2 separate regions of the Mus musculus genome follow, and region 2 is linked to region 1. The links are chromatin loops, found by intact Hi-C in ENCODE. Cell type or tissue: left cerebral cortex. All regions are shown on one strand.

Region 1 (8,000 bases):
TAAAAAAACCAGAAAATAAGCTTAAATACTTGAGGTATCAAAATCATGCAGTATTATGAAAGAGGTTATTTGTTCAAAAAGATCAGAAGTAACCTTCTAATCAGTAGCACATAAAATCTATTACATATAAGATTTTAAGATTCTTTTATTATTTCAGAAAATTATGATTCATAATGTTCTATCACACAAGAAAACCACTACCAGACTTTACTGAACACTGCCATGGAATTTTAAGTGCTCAAATGAGCAGAGATAAATATTTTAATGAATGAGCATGATTATTTAAAATAAAAAAATAGAAATAGAAGACAATAGTAAAATTTAAACCAATTAATTCTCCTCCATAAAACTATGGTCAGTAAATCATTTTTCTAAGATAAGGGAAAAAAATGTAAGAATTGATGTCACTTTTGAAATCATGTATTTTATCTTTAAAAGAAAGCTTGTCACATACTTAACACTCTCTTTAGATTTTCTTTAGCTGTTATAGTCTATAACAAAAATCCCCAGTGGTTTTAGTTGTATATTTCCAAAGTAGTAGTAATAAAGATACTGTCACAGAGCTGGGTGTGGTGGCACACTTGGGAGGCAGAGGCAGGCAGATTTCTGAGTTTGAGGCCAGCCTGGTCTACAGAGTGAGTTCCAGGACAGTCAGGGCTGCACAGAGAAACTCTGTCTCGAAAAAAAAAAAAAACCAAACAAACAAACAAAAAAAAACAAACAAAACAAACAAACAAAAAAACTGCCCCACAGGTACTTTATAGTAGATGGAAATTACAGATATCTCTTATATGTTTTAAAGTATATTGGAATTTCCTGTTCTACTATACAAATTCTGGGTCTTAACCTCGCTCCTAGCAAGAAAGACATAAAACCTATCACTTTAAAATGTTTTGTTTTCTCCTCCTTATAAATGGGGCATGTCATGCAGTGGTGGGACATGCTGGGAAGGTGGCATATACTTTTAATCCTAGCACTTGGGAGGCAGAGGTTCACAACCAGTCTGGTCTACATAGCAAATTCCAGCCAGGTCAGACAGGACTACATGGAGAAAACCTGTCTTTAAAAATAAATAAATAAATAAGAAAAGCATAACTCTTCCCACATGGGATCACAAAATTTCCCAACCCTTAGTTTCATTATCGTTTGAAGGTGCTGCATAAGCATTCAGTTATGAGATGCTGGACTTTCACTCTTACATTGACATCTTGGAAAGTTGATTAGTGATTTAAAAAAAAAAAAAGAAGAATTTTCTTTCTTATTGACTATCTTTCATACTAAAAGAAAGCTCCTTGAGGGCAAAATCTAAGAATGAGATCATTATCTGTGGCTCCATTTTCCACTTCTTACCTTGTGGTGTCCAGGTACTGCTGCATACCAGGTAGGAAAGAATGGCAGGCAGTCTAAAATGGATGGGTTGGCAGGATCCAGGTCTGGCAGGGGATGTAGCAAGGAGAAGGCCTTCTCCTAGGATTTTAGTATTACAGGCGCTTATACCGGCTCTTATACCGTATTCAACGAAGCGGCTCTTTTAGCTGAGGGTCAGTGAAACAGCTTATGCACATGCACTTTATTCAGGTTGAATCAAGACAAAAGGAAACTTAGAGAGAGGGAAGGGATTCTTCTTTGGCTGAGTTTCATTGGCTGAGGCTTAAGGTTCTGGGGATATTTCATTTCCATGGAGAGACGTTCCTCAGGTCGAAGATTGAGGGTCAAACTCCACAGGTCGTGGAGAAGATGAAGACCCTCTAAGAAAAGGGAGTATTCCATTTTCCGCCAAGCACAGGAAAGCTGTCTGGACCTGGTAGACTACAACCTCAGTAGCAAGGTGCAACAATGATATCACTATCACCCCTTTTACACATATGTACCACCATATCTGTGACATGAAACATTGTAAGTTCATGTTGAATCAAATGCTGTCTCTAATACTGCAAACATTGAAATTTTTAAAAATCTACAAAATTACAATGAAAATAATGTATATACCTAAGCATTAATTCTTTATATTAAGGACCCATATTAAAGTGTTTCTATAGTCTTGATTGCTCTTGGGATGCCTGATGATAGTCTGATGATGATCAAACAGGGCTATGTAGTAGACAAAGCCAAACTTGTAAAACTGGATTGAACAATATATGGTAAATCTAAAACAAAATTTATTTTTAAGAAAAAATCGCAGACTCTAATAAATTAACTGTCATTTCCTATCTTGGTTCTTTCATTATAACTGAAAGCTGAATTTTTAAGATAGTTTATTTAGATTTTCAGTTGCAGTTGGGTGATATAGCAACACGCGTGTAATCCCAGCCCTTGGGAAGCTGAGGGAAAAGGATCGAGCATTCAAAGTTAGGTTTGGTGATAGGGAAACCCTGCCTTAAAAATCTGAAAAAGGTTCCCCTTGTTTAAAGTAAATGATGCATTATATGATATTGATGATTCCTCTTCAATAAGCAAACAAAATTCAGAATTTCCATATGGACTAATTCCCCATATTAAAATTCCAATTAAAAGCCAGTGCCCTGTCAACTGACAGAGTACAGTGTTCTTGATCTCCTGGGTTTTTATATTATTAGAAAAGCCTGCCTCATGTATAGAACAAGGGAACACGACTGCAGCTACATTTTGTGTTCTTGGAATGAATCAATGCAAGTAACGAGAAGCTTCAGTTTCATTGCCCAGAAGTCAAGTTTAATATGCTTTCTTTCCCCTTCTCTTCAACTGGCTGAAATACAAGTTCCACTGCAAATGCAACAACCAGCAAACACAGATGCCATCATAAATATATTTTGTGCCAAGCAGAAAACTCTGCACTGACGAACAACAGAGCTCCCCATGGCAACTGCAAGAGACTCTGGGTACCATAAAGCCATAAGGCAATATTATAAATAAAATGTATATATCCTTTAGAACTAAAACATAAATTTGGGTTTAAAGGGTTTTTTTGTTTTGTTTTGTTTTGTTTTAAAGCCACTGACATTTACTATAACTTAGTGGATAATTTTTCTGTCTGGTTCATATTCTTAGCAGATTGGGAAATTTCATAAATCTTTCACTCTGAATTTCTGCAAAATGTAAGCTGCTGTCAAGGAGTTCCTGCTGGGCTCTAAGCAAAATTTGTCATAATCAATTAAAAATAAACCTAGCCTATAACTTTCAAATGTTGCTATTTAAATTCACAGACTGATAACCTCAGTTTGAGTGTTGAGAAGCTTAGCACTTCTTTGCTACTCCTTGTGGACATCAGTTGGCATGGAGACAAAATATGAGGTCAGCACACTTTCCTAAGCATTCTCTTTAGGACAAGTATATGCCTGAGGAGAAGGGAAACTGAAAGGAGACATTCTTACTGGGAGCTTTTGCATTTGTTGGTAGAAGACATAGATAGAGACCACCAGAGAACGAAAGCGCTGCTTCAGCAAGCAACCTGAACTCAGTGTGGCCCATCTTGTAAGCAGTATCATCTGCCCTCAAACATTCCAATCGTGAAGTAAAAAAACTGCGGCTCTTACAAGTGCCATTTGTAAGAACTATGAGGAATAGGGATTTTTTTTTTTTTCAAAGATAGAACTGAGGATTTTGGTAGTTGTAAGTAGCTCAGGATTCAAATTTTAAAGTTTTTTTATCGATGTTGATGAAATCTCTATCACAATCTCTAGTATATATTAATGCTTTTCTCTCTCTCTCTCTCTCTCTCTCTCCCTCTCTCTCTCTCTCTCTCTCTCTCGCACTGTCCAGTTAGTTGAACAGCCTAGAGAACTCAACATCGTAAGCAACAGTATCTTCATTAAAAACCTTTATTTTAGTGGTGAATTGTTAATCTGTTCTGAGGTCCTAGTGGTGATCACACTTCTAACACTGTTAGAGTTTTCTGGATTCACAAATGAAAGACACACATTCAACCTTTATATTTTGATACGCCATGACCAGCTCAATGGTTGGGTGCTTCCAAACCTCTCCTCAGCTAGCACACACTCACCTCTGGTATTTCTCAGTTAACACTTTCTAAACCTGTTTTGTACCTTTCCTGCCCTGTTTTCCCTCTGGGCAGCCCTCCCATGGGGCTGCCTTCCTTCTGCACCTCCACTGCTGGACGATTCTCTTCAGAAGCTCCGAAATCTCATCAGGTTCAGTGTCATGGCACTTCTCTTCCTTCTCTCTTCTGCATTTCTTGCCCAGGAATCCTAAAAGTCCTTCTACTTTTTTTACCCTGCCCAGCCATTGGCCTTTGGCTCTTCATTGATTAATCAAAAACCAATTGAGGATAGGGACCCTTAGCATCTGGAGATGCAGATTCCTGTGTGATTTGGGGAGCTGAATTAAGACAAAGCATTAGAACCAATTCTCAACACTTCATCCCTATGAATAAATCTTAAAACCAGCCCTCCTTAGGTTTTGACGTTTTGTTCCAGGGCATGTCTGCCTGCATATTGGTTACTCTTCTCATTGCTATGACAAAAGAAAATTCAAAGAAGGGTTGTTTTAATTTTTTTTTATGTTCATGCTTTAGAAATGAATACAGTCTATCACAGCAAAGGCATGCCAGCAGGAACATGAGGTAACACTGCCTAAATGATTATGAAGCAGAGGGTGGTGAGCAAGGGATCCTGTCTATGGAATCTCAAGTCTTGCCCCAAGACAAGCACTTCCTCCAGGTTCCAAGTGCTCCCCTCTACAGGTTCCAAGAACTTGTAAAGCAGCAGCAGCATCGACTGGCCACCAAGTGTTCAAACACATGAGCCTATGGTACTATTCCAGATTTAAACCACAAGACTACTTGAAAAGCCACAGGGATCAAATCAAAGGGTTTTAAATTTACATTTGTATTAACATTTGAAAATGTTTCCTACTGGAATACAGGCTAATGTGCATCCAAAATGCAAATTTCCATCATCAGACAATATTCAATGACTAGGACCTCAATTAATACAATTACACTTATAAACTCAATGAACACACCAAGGATAAATGACGCTGCCCTTGTTAGACATACACATAAGTATTGATTTATTCACATTATTTAACTAATAATCATATATTCAAATTAATCCTAAGGCTTTAAAACTTGTAACTCTTGAACTTAATTTCTTATTTACTACAAGTTGGCATGTTAAGTGAATTGCTGAATTGGGATAATCAAATAAGAAAAACATCCATCAAATATATAACAACTTTAGGAAAGTCTGATGTCAAAAAGCTAGAGCACATATATAACAATGTTCCACAATTATTTTAACCTCTGGATTGATTTGAATAAATCATGACCACATTTTGTAGTTTAAAATAACATCAACTGCCCCTAAATGGACTTCCTTGTCTGTCCTCAGTGGGAGAAGATGGGACAAGTCCTGCCGTGACTTGATGTGCAGGGGCTTCTCCAGAGAGAAGGGGAAGTTGGAATGAGGAGAGATCAAGGGCTGATAGGGGGTTGTAAAGTGAATAAATAAATTTTAAAATAATAAAAAAATAATACCAACCTAGCCTGCGGGTTCTAGAATTTAAAAAAGGTAAACACTAGGTGGCGTACTTCTACAGGCTTGTGAAATAGTATAGAACTTAACATGAAAGCTTTGTTATTTCAAACCAATAATTACTAAATTATGAATTTTAACTAATCAACTAAAATTGATATTTTTAACATATCAACTATAGATATAATGCTATTAATGCTACAAAATATGCTGTAGAATAGTCAATATTTCCTTGTGGGAAGCTAAAGAATATGATCAAGAATGTGAAGTCTATAGCTTCCTACCTCAAAATGAAAACAAATATTTTGTTGAACACCTTTTACTGATTTCTTTAACCTTTAAAACAGTTTTCTTTCTAATCTTTATAATAATGTTTTTTTGTGTGTGCAGGAATTGGAGTCATATGGAATATACATCATTAATTACTCTATTTCAAAATTATTCTACATGTTCACAAAACATATTTTTGGACAACCAGGTGGCTTGTTAGACACACTAACTGAGCTCCTGACACTGGAGGGTGTGTTTGCTACCCACAATCTTGATTATTACTGGTGATCAATCGTTTGTTTGTTACCATGTAGAAGGTACTATTTGGAGTTCTTTTTAAGTTCTTTTTAGAAAGATGTGTGTGTGTGTGTGTGTACATACACGCATAATATATATGTATCTTCAACATTTTCTCACTACCCTGATTCCCCTCATTAATATTTTAATTACAAAAATGATAGGCATCTGTATTCCAGTAGTTTGTTTTAAGTCACTGAGGGGTTACCAAACAATGGGGCTGTATTTTCTCTGGTCCTCTCTGACCTACGAAGAATGACAGTTAGGCCAGGAAACTGAAATTAGATCCAAAACCAGTTGTCATTTGAGCTGAACATTTGAAAGCAGTGGTTCCTTCTTAGCACTCTGGAGACCTTCACTTTGACTGCCAATTGCTGTGGACAGCCAAAGCTACAAGGGGTCTCAGAAGATGTGGCACACTCACCCTTCCATGTAATTCATAACCCATTTGCCTAAGAGGTACTCGAAAATAAATTCAAGTCACAAAGGACACTCAATACTTTATCCCACATTTGATGGGCAGTTCTTAAAATTTCTAATTCATTCTGTTATATAATTTTTTTACTGTTACTGTATAAGCTTCCCTAATAGTGACTTCCTTGCTAAAGGAAGTTCACCAAAGTTACACAGTAACTTGATAGAAGTAGAGAATTTTCTCACATATCTAAACATCTTAAAAATGAATTTTGTAAACTGGAGAGATGTTTCTGCAGTTAAGAATACTGTTCGTTCTTTGAGAGGACCAGAGTTTGATACACAGCACCCAAATGGCTCATAACCATCAGTATCTCCAGCTCCAGACAATCTGATGCCTTCTTCAGGCTTCGATATGTAGTGCACAGACAATAAGGCAGGTGAAACATCCATATACATAAGATTTTTAAAATGAATTTTAAATTCTTACAGTTTTTATATTCTTGTGAACAATAGAGATGCAAATATCATACTGGAATTCACTCATTTTTTAATGAAGGTTACTTCTAATTTAGTTTTTGAGAGATATCCAAATTTACTATAAGCTGTACAAGAACAATGGCTAAGGAACTCTGTATTCTTGCTTTCTGCTGTGCTATTTTGTGTGGAGCAGCAGTATTGCATACTATAATACAAAGCATGTATCTTCCCTACATTATGGTGATGATAATATTTTGTTGCAAAAAACCCCTGCAATTATGAATGTATATGGATGTGTACCTATAGACCTACAGGAAAATATTTACATATGAATATCAATAGGCTACTTTATAAATGTCTAATGTTTCTCATGATATTGAGGGCACTTAACATAAATAGAAATAATTAACCTTAACTTCTGAGAAATTAAAGTGATAGTTACTTAAAAGTGATAAACTATTCTTAAATTAAAAAGAAAAAAAATACTCCAAAATATAAAATACATGGGGTAAAAGGTTTGTGGTAAAAAGAAGTTTGAGTTAAAAATAAAAGAAAAAAGATGCAAAGCGAAAAGAGAAAAATATAATACAATAAACACTAACATAAAAAAAGGTTAAGCAGCAAAGAATGAAACATACAGATCTCCACAGCAACAAGTCTCCATTGTCCACCAACTTAGTATAACAATGGGTTTCCAATTTCAGTGGCTCTCAGGATTACCTTTCAAAAACACAAAATGCTAGAATTAGTAGGGCGTAGCTCACTTGATAAAGCATTTGCCTAAGTGTGGGTTCAAGGTCAAGGCCCTGGATTTGATCCCACCCAATTCCTCCAAATAAAAGCACATGCTGTTTTGTTAACTATCTGTAACTGTTCCAGAGTACTTTTAAAAGTTGCTCCAACACATTGTTTCAAACAGTACTTTCGAAAATCAAATGTCCATCCAGCTATGGGTCTGTTTCTTGGTTATCCTTTCCTGCCTGCCGATCCGATCTTCATACTGACCACTCCAAGAGTCCTGCTCACTGCAGCCTTCTATCTTAGTACCTAGCAGCACCATCCCTCAAT
Region 2 (8,000 bases), 570 kb after region 1:
TTATATGTATAAATGCATAAATGCCCTAATTTTCCTGGGTTAGGACATAGGTAAAATATTAAGATCTAGGTAGAATGTTAAGGCCTAGTTAACAGTTACTACTTGGCTAGCCTGCCGTTATGCAGAAACTTTCTCATGTGTTTCTGCTGTTACTAGGAAACTTTCTAATGCCAGGATTGATTACATACTCAGTTATGTTCTTTGCTCCAGGAAAACAATCACAATAGAAGTCAGTAGAACTGGTTTTTAGTTATCCAAAATAAGCTTGGAGCCCAAGCAACCACCCAACAGCCCCTGTGTATAAGCTTTTATGGTAAAGCTGCCCATGGGATGTACCCCAACATAAGAGATATTAGAAACTATTGGAAATAAGGCTTCTATTTTGAGTATTGGTTGAGTAAAGTTTAAGTTCCCAAGACTTTCCTGGTAACTGACATCCTGGTAGACAAGTTGAGACATGAATGTTAGACAAGGCAAGTTCCCTGCCACAGCTGAATACCCCAACCAATGGGAACAGGATAAATATACAACACAGACATGTTCCCAAGGAATACCCTATCCCTACATCCTGATTGGTGAGATAACTTGGCACAGATGTTTATGGAATTTGGGCTTCAAAATCCTCTAGGATTTAACTTGGGGGTCATGGTTCAGTTCCCGAATATGAACCATGGCCCTGGTTGATGTTGGTATGTCTGGGGTCATATGCTCAGACAGGGCTATCCCTGTCTCACTGAGGTTGGCATTCATGTGGTTTGTGAGGCAATTCCCAGACCCAACAATACCCTTTAAAATAAATTAAAATAAAAATAAATCTTGGTATCTTTTTTAACTATGTTGTTATCCTTTAAAAGAGAGAGGCACTGTATAGCAGGAGGGTGAACATCAGACACCCATGACCTCTGAGGAAGAAATCACAGTTGACACAGATATGGACAAAAAGGATGTGAACAACATAAAATTATCTTAGTTTCTTTTTAAGTGTATGCATGTTTTGTGTGTGTGTATATCTGTGTGCCATGTGTATGCCCATGCAGGTCAAAAGAAGGCATCAGAGTTACAAATGGTTGTAATTCACTATGTGGAGCTGGAAATGCTCTCAGTCACTGATTCATCTCTCTAGACCAGTGGCTATTGACCGGCCTCATGCTGAGATCCTTAATATAGAGTCTCATGTTGCGGTGAGCCCCCAGCCATAAAATGATTTTCATTGCTACTTCATAACTGTAATTTTGCTACTGTGATGAAGAGTAATGCAAATATGCATATCTCGATATGCAGGATATATAATATGTTGCCTCTGTGAAAGGGCCACTCACCTCCAAAGGGACCGAAGGTGGAGTGATACTGCTCTAGCCCCAGACAATGATAATTTTGAGCAACATGTTGGAGACTGTCATTTTTCAGTGTAGAGTAGAGATACCTGGCAAATCATTTTGTTTGGTGGCCAGTCCTAAAACAAGTCAAACTGAGGATAGCTCAGACTTGTATTTGTCTCAACTGTACAAAAGAATAAACAAGGTCATACTAGCCTTTAATAGAGATTCCAGGCTTTCTTTCCTGTTTCCTTCCTTCTTCCTCCCATCCCTCTCATCTCAACTTCTTCTGTAAATATTGAGCATCTAATATTGGCCAGGCACAGTAGGAATGAGATGAGTTAGATGTCTTTGCTTAGGGAAGCTTTCATGAGAGCATCATGTGAGCTCTTCTATATGAAACAACACATGCCACTCACATATTTCTTGGGAGCACCCCACAAAGGCCTCTTTGGAAAACCTCAGGTTTTCCTGCACTTTGCAATTTTTAGAATTCCATTGTGGGGTATAAAGTCTTCCTGAAGTCAGCTAGTATAGAATGTCAGGAAGGCTAGGCAGGAAAGTTTTTCATTTTTCTTTTTTCTTTTTCTTTCTTTATTTTTTTTCTTTTCTTGTTCCACTGATAGCACTTGGGAAAGATTAAGTCCGCTTGGCAGGCTTTTCTCCCCAAATTGCTACTCTGTTCTTTCATTTCATGATCAAAGAGAGATGCTATTGACTAAGTGGAGTGCCAAGTCAGGTGTCAGGAGTCTCTGGTTCTATTTTTAGCAATTATTGATGAGAAACTTTGAGTAAGCTGCTTAACTGGACTTTATTGAAGCCCCACTTCTTCAGCCTTCCTGGAACATTTATGTGGCCTGTTGTATTACTCAAAGTTCCCCAGGGTACAAGAGAATGAGATGTGATGGGCAGGAGGGGAGAGAGGAAGAGAAAAGGGAAATGAGAGGCAGGGAGGAGAGAAGGAAAGGGGAAGAGAAAAGGGAAAGAGGAAGGAAGGCAGAAAGGAGAATAGAGAAAAGATAGTTATTATACAATAATGTTGGCTGATAATTCTTCCTGCTCTCGTATACTGCCTGCAAGCCAGACAACCAGGAAAATGAGGGATGCGATTCATTTCAAGTTCAAAGGCCTGAGAACCGAGGAATTTCATGGTGTAACTTAAGGCCCAAGGCTGAAGGCTTGAGAACAAGAAATGTTTGAAGGCAAAGGAAGAAGATGGGTGTCTCTGGAGAGAGAGAGAGAGAGAAGGAAGGAGGAGTGGGGGTGAAGCACACACACACACACACACACACACACACACACATACAGAGAGAGAGAGAGAGAGAGAGAGAGAGAGAGAGAGAGAGAGAGGAGAGGGAGGAGAGAGAGAGAGAGCACAGATTTTCCTTTCTTGGGCTCCTTTGTTTTGCTTGATCAGTGAACTGGCTAATATGTAACTTTCATTTGTAAGGGTGGAAAGGCAAAGCTTCTGTCAGTGGTGGATTCATGTGTACTGTCTTTTCAGAACATCTTCATAGATTCACTCAATCAAGGTTGACTGGTTACATTGTTGCCCTCTGTTCCGGTCAAAATTGACAGGTAAAATAATCCATCACACCCATTTTATTTTAAGAAGAAATGTTGCTCTCATATCTTGATACTTACTTGGCTTAGGTTAGACCTGAAACAGAGCATTCTACCAGAAATGCCATGTAGGCAAACAGAGGACTTGTTTTAGTTAGGGTTTTACTGCTGTGAACAGACACCATGACCAAGATTCTGAGAAAGGACAACATTTAATCAGGGCTGGCTTACTGGTTCTGAGGTTCAGTCCATTATCATCATGTCAGAAGCATGCCAGCTTCCAGGCAGGCATGGTGTTGGAGGAGCTGAGAACTCTACATCTTATTCCAAATGCTGCTAAGAGACTCCTGTCTTCCAGGCAGCTAGGAGGAAGTTCTCAAAGCCCACCTGCACAGTGACATACTTCCTCCAACAAGGCCAAATCTACTCCAACGAAGCCACACCTCCTAATGGCACTACTCCCTTGAAAAAGCATATTCAAACCACCACAGCAGCGCTCTATCCAGAACGAGTGACTGCAAAGGGGCTCAGCGAAGCGGATAAACAATTTGGATACACAAGGATGAAGGGACTTGAGAGGAAGCCAAGATGAATGATGGAGATGATATGGACTGTGTGTGTGCGCGCGCGTGCAAGCACACACACGCGCGCGAATAATAAATAGGACAGAAGAAAAGTAACAGCTAATGTTAAGAGATTCTGTCAAACAGTAGGATGGACTTGAACTTCTGAAAGGAGGTTGACACGGGATGGAGAGATGGCTCAACAGATAAGAGCACTGGCCTCTCTTTCAGAAGTCGTAGGCTCAATTTTCAGCAGACATCTGTAAGTCCAGTTTCAGGGACTCCAACACTTTGGTCAATGTTGGCACCAGGAATGCAGGCATAAATGCAAATAAAATGCCTACATACATATATGAATAATTTAAGCATTTTTTTTTAAAAAAGGCAATTGACAAAGAAGAAGTTGTCAGGATCTAAGCCTGGCAATGAAATGGGTCTTAGTTGAGTATTTCTAGGCAAGAATTTGAAAAAGTCAAGATAGAAGTAATGTGCACACGTAGAATTGGGAACAAAACACCCATGGAAGGAGTTACAGAGACAAAGTTTGGAGCTGAGACGAAAGGATGGACCATCTAGAGACTGCCATATCCAGGGATCCACCCCATAATCAGCTTCCAAACGCTGACACCATTGCATACACTAGCAAGATTTTATCGAAAGGACCCAGATGTAGCTGTCTCTTGTGAGACTATGCCGGGGCCTACCAAACACAGAAGTGGATGCTCACAGTCAGCTATTGGATGGATCACAGGGCTCCCAATGGAGGAGCTAGAGAAAGTACCCAAGGAGCTAAAGGGATCTGCAACCCTATAGGTGGAACAACATTATGAACTAACCAGTACCCCGGAGCTCTTGACTCTAGCTGCATATGTATCAAAAGATGGCCTAGTCGGCCATCACTGGAAAGAGAGGCCCATTGGACACGCAAACTGTATATGCCCCAGTACAGGGGAACGCCAGGGCCAAAAAAATGGGAATGGGTGGGTAGGAAAGTTTGGGGGGAGGGTATGGGGGACTTTTGGGATAGCATTGGAAATGTAATTGAGGAAAATATGTAATAAAAATATTAAAATTAAATAAATGAGAGAATAAAAAAAAATACAGAATTAAAAAAAAAAAAAGATTAAGTACTCTGGGCCTGCAAGATGGCTCAGCAGGTAAAGGCACATATCAACAAGCCTGATGACGACCTAAGCTCCATTCCCGAGATGGTAGGAAAGGACTCTTGTGAACTGTTCACTAACCACTTGCCTCCCACGCGCCTCTCCACCCCTACAAACACAAAAAAACCAAATGACTAAAATGTAGTAAAAAGATTAAAAGCAGGGTAACTTAATCATTTCTCCATGCAGGCAGCACGGTTTAAACCCTCAGTTGCCTCAAACTCGGCCGACTGCCTCGCTTTAAAGGCCTCTGCTGCCTTTATTTGGCATCATATCTCGCCATCTAGTGGCTAATGTCGGTATAGAACAAAATGTACACCCAGATTTCCCCTCCTTGGTTTTAAACCTGAAGCATTCAACTTTGCGGGGATTCTATTTATTTTTGTTACATTCTGACTTCCACCAAAGAGGATATTTGGTGGCTGAACTTTGTAGTTGAAATTTCAGATCATGACAGGGCTGGGTAAGTTTCAAAGAATAAAACCACACACATTTATAAATTTTCAACCACTAGTTTTCTCAACATTAAAAAAATAATCACTTTCCTTGGCATTTCATTCCACTTGAAGTTTTTATGAATTGAAATCGAGCAGTCATTCTCCCGTCTAGTCATTCTGGTTGGTTTATTTTATTATTGTCTACTAAAAGCAATTTAATTTTCATTGAATTATATCAAAAGGTATAGCCATTTTCCCATACTTTTCCCGGCATGTCCTTTTCATTTGTATTCCTTGTTTGATATTTTCTTATCACTGAAAATCATCTGTGGCTCAGCATGAGGCATGACCACATTCACTATTAAATTAGCGTACAATTTAAATAACTTATGTTTGTTCTACCTAGAATCAGGTCCCTTTAGGAATAGCTGTAAATGAAAACTCCCATTTAGTATTCAGCATATACTGAACTTACTGACTATTCAAACAAATGGGTGAAGAAACCTTTATACTGAATGGCTTAAAGAATAGTCTTAGAAGAACACAGCACATTTTGAAACCTCATTTGAAAAAATGTTGTATGCACAGGAATTTTGTTCCGTTGAATGGCTTAGTCACTTTCTCATTCTTTTCCTGGCACTTGGTGTCCAGGCTTTCTATCCTCTTTAAGTTCCGGTTCCTTTATCTGTCAAACAAAGACAAAAGTTATCTTCACCCTGTGAGGAACTGGTGAGGATTAATACAAACAATGTGCATGTAGCAAGCCATTGTTGGGCCATAACAAGACATAAATAGAAGCTATTACAGCTCTAATGCTGGGACTGGAGAGGTGGCTCAGCAGTCAAGAGCATTGGCTGCTCTTCCAGAGGACCCAGGGGACCCAGGTTCAATTCCCAGCACCTACATGGCAACTCACACAATCATGGCAGGTCACCCCTGTCTAGGGCTTCCGACATACAGGTGTGAGCTACCATAATGTCTATATCCTCATACAGACATACATTCAGGTAAAGCATCAATAAACATTAAAAACAAAAACAAAATGAAGAGAAAATAAAAGATAATGCTGAAAAGTACTGGTTAGAAATCTGGGCTTTGCTCTTAATTTCTTATTCTGCCTGTGGCATGAATCCTTTCTAACTGTGAGACCCTCTCTCAGGGCCAGTCGCTGCATTAAGCTCTGCAGGCTAGAGCATATTAGCAACTGGAGGCCAGTGGTATTTCTAACCAAGAGAAGTGTCTGAAAAGAGGAGTCTATAAAGTTTTGAGCCCTACTCACTCAGTTTGATGCTGTCCTTTCTGGCTATGGGATTACACTACAGCCAGCAAGGTGCAGAAAGGAGAAAGGATTTAACCAACAAATGTGTCCTCAAAACATGTGAGACTGTGCTGGAATTGGGACTCATGTGGGACTATAAACCATCTGCCTTATGAGGAACTCCCCTCTAAACTATACAGAAGATGAGAGAAAAAGCAGAGTTGAAAGGAGTCCCAGAATCAATGTTCCTGGCCATTTCCCCTTTGTAAGATTGGACAAATAGCTTAACTTAGGACTCTTACTGAGCACTAAACATTGTGGATCCCATTTCATTGAATAGTATAGCCTTTGTGGTAAATCACAACACATGTGAAGCTGTATTCCTGATAAGGCCATGTACCCAGAAAGACGTATTGGACTGCCCAGTTCTGAAATGAAGACAGTCCCTCAAGCACAGGCATGGCTGTTTGAATGAGAATGGCCCCATAGGCTCATCTATGTGAATGCTTAGTCACCAGGGAATGGAACTGTTAGGGAAGAATTAGAAGGTGTGGCCCTTTTGGAAGAAGTATGTTACTGAGGATGGCTTTTGAGGTTTCAAAAGTTCATGTCATGTAAATGGTCACTTTTATTTTCTTGAGAGGAAATAGGGTTGAGATGAGAGCCATGCACAAGCTATGTGAATATACGGCTTAGGCTGAGCCCAGGGCACTTCTTTCTCTGTCCTAACTATTCCCAGGCACAGGCTTGGATGCATCTAGCCTCCATACAATCTAACCTTCCAAGGCCACTGACTCAACCAGGCTTCTCTTGTTGCTGATTGAATTGTTCTACTTGTCTCATACTAACTATGGCAATATTTGCTAAACTTCTGGCTCATTCTCATTTTCTGGCTTCTTCTGTCTTCACCTGTGTCTAGCTCATTGTCTCTCCCTGTGCTGTTCTTAAGTAGCCTCTCTTTCTTCTTTCTTGTTCTTGTGAGAGTTGGTCATATCCTATCTTTGACTCATTCTGTCAAATCTTTCTCTGATTCACCACTTTGTCTGCCCCTCAATTAGATGTCACATTCAAACATGGTTGCTTCTTTCTACAAATTAACCCTTGCCTTTGCTGTTGGTGATTAAAAGGTGTGTAGTAAGAGCATGTCTATATTCCAACCAGATCTACTGTAATCCAGAACATGTCTGCATTCCAGATGTATCATATAAGCCTTTATGTGATCCCTTACCAAAGCAGCCATGTTGCTGGGTTAAAATTCCTCTACAATGCCAGGCTCAGTGTCTGTTTCTCTGTCTGCTGCCTGAGGAGCAATATATAAAGCTGTCAGCTACTGCCCTTGTCTGGTTTCTGAGATGTACACCAATGTAACGAAATTCAAAAAGTAACTAGGCAATGGAATTCAAGCCTGTCTGTGTCCCATATTGATAATGGGCTAACTCTCTAAAATTATATGCAAGTCACCAATCAAAAAAAAAATTAAGAGTTAGCCTGGTCATGGTGTCTCTTCATAGCAATAGAACAGTAACTAACACTACAAGCATTCTTCTGTTTTTCCTTGTAAGCTATTCTCAACAAAGCATGACATCTATATATCATAAGTGTTTGTATATAAGGATGAATGAATCAATGATCTATCCATCCTGAATCTCAGACCTACAGTTGCCTGAAAGAGATTACCATTTTACCAGACATATAAAATG

What was found. A loop is a pair of places that touch in the nucleus more often than their neighbours do. Peaks named below come from ENCODE experiments on the same cell type or tissue, not always from the same donor. Only the 100,000 strongest peaks of a DNase experiment are listed, where the experiment ranks them.
Region 2: it touches region 1 in a loop (8-fold over the local background); 14 of 42 quality-filtered maps call a loop at or near these places.

The regions. Positions count from the first base shown.
Region 1 is chr15:43,529,696-43,537,695 of GRCm38, reverse strand. No RefSeq gene overlaps it. Among named protein-coding and RNA genes, the nearest start is that of Gm41316, 30 kb to the right of the region's middle. In left cerebral cortex, a CTCF peak has its summit at 5,512 (motif pointing right); DNase peaks (open chromatin) are centred at 3,271 and 5,439.
Region 2 is chr15:42,959,781-42,967,780 of GRCm38, reverse strand. The region is part of intron 1 of Gm46505 (a long non-coding RNA gene); the gene reads left to right. Among named protein-coding and RNA genes, the nearest start is that of Gm46505, 19 kb to the left of the region's middle. In left cerebral cortex, a CTCF peak has its summit at 4,895 (motif pointing left); a DNase peak (open chromatin) is centred at 4,862.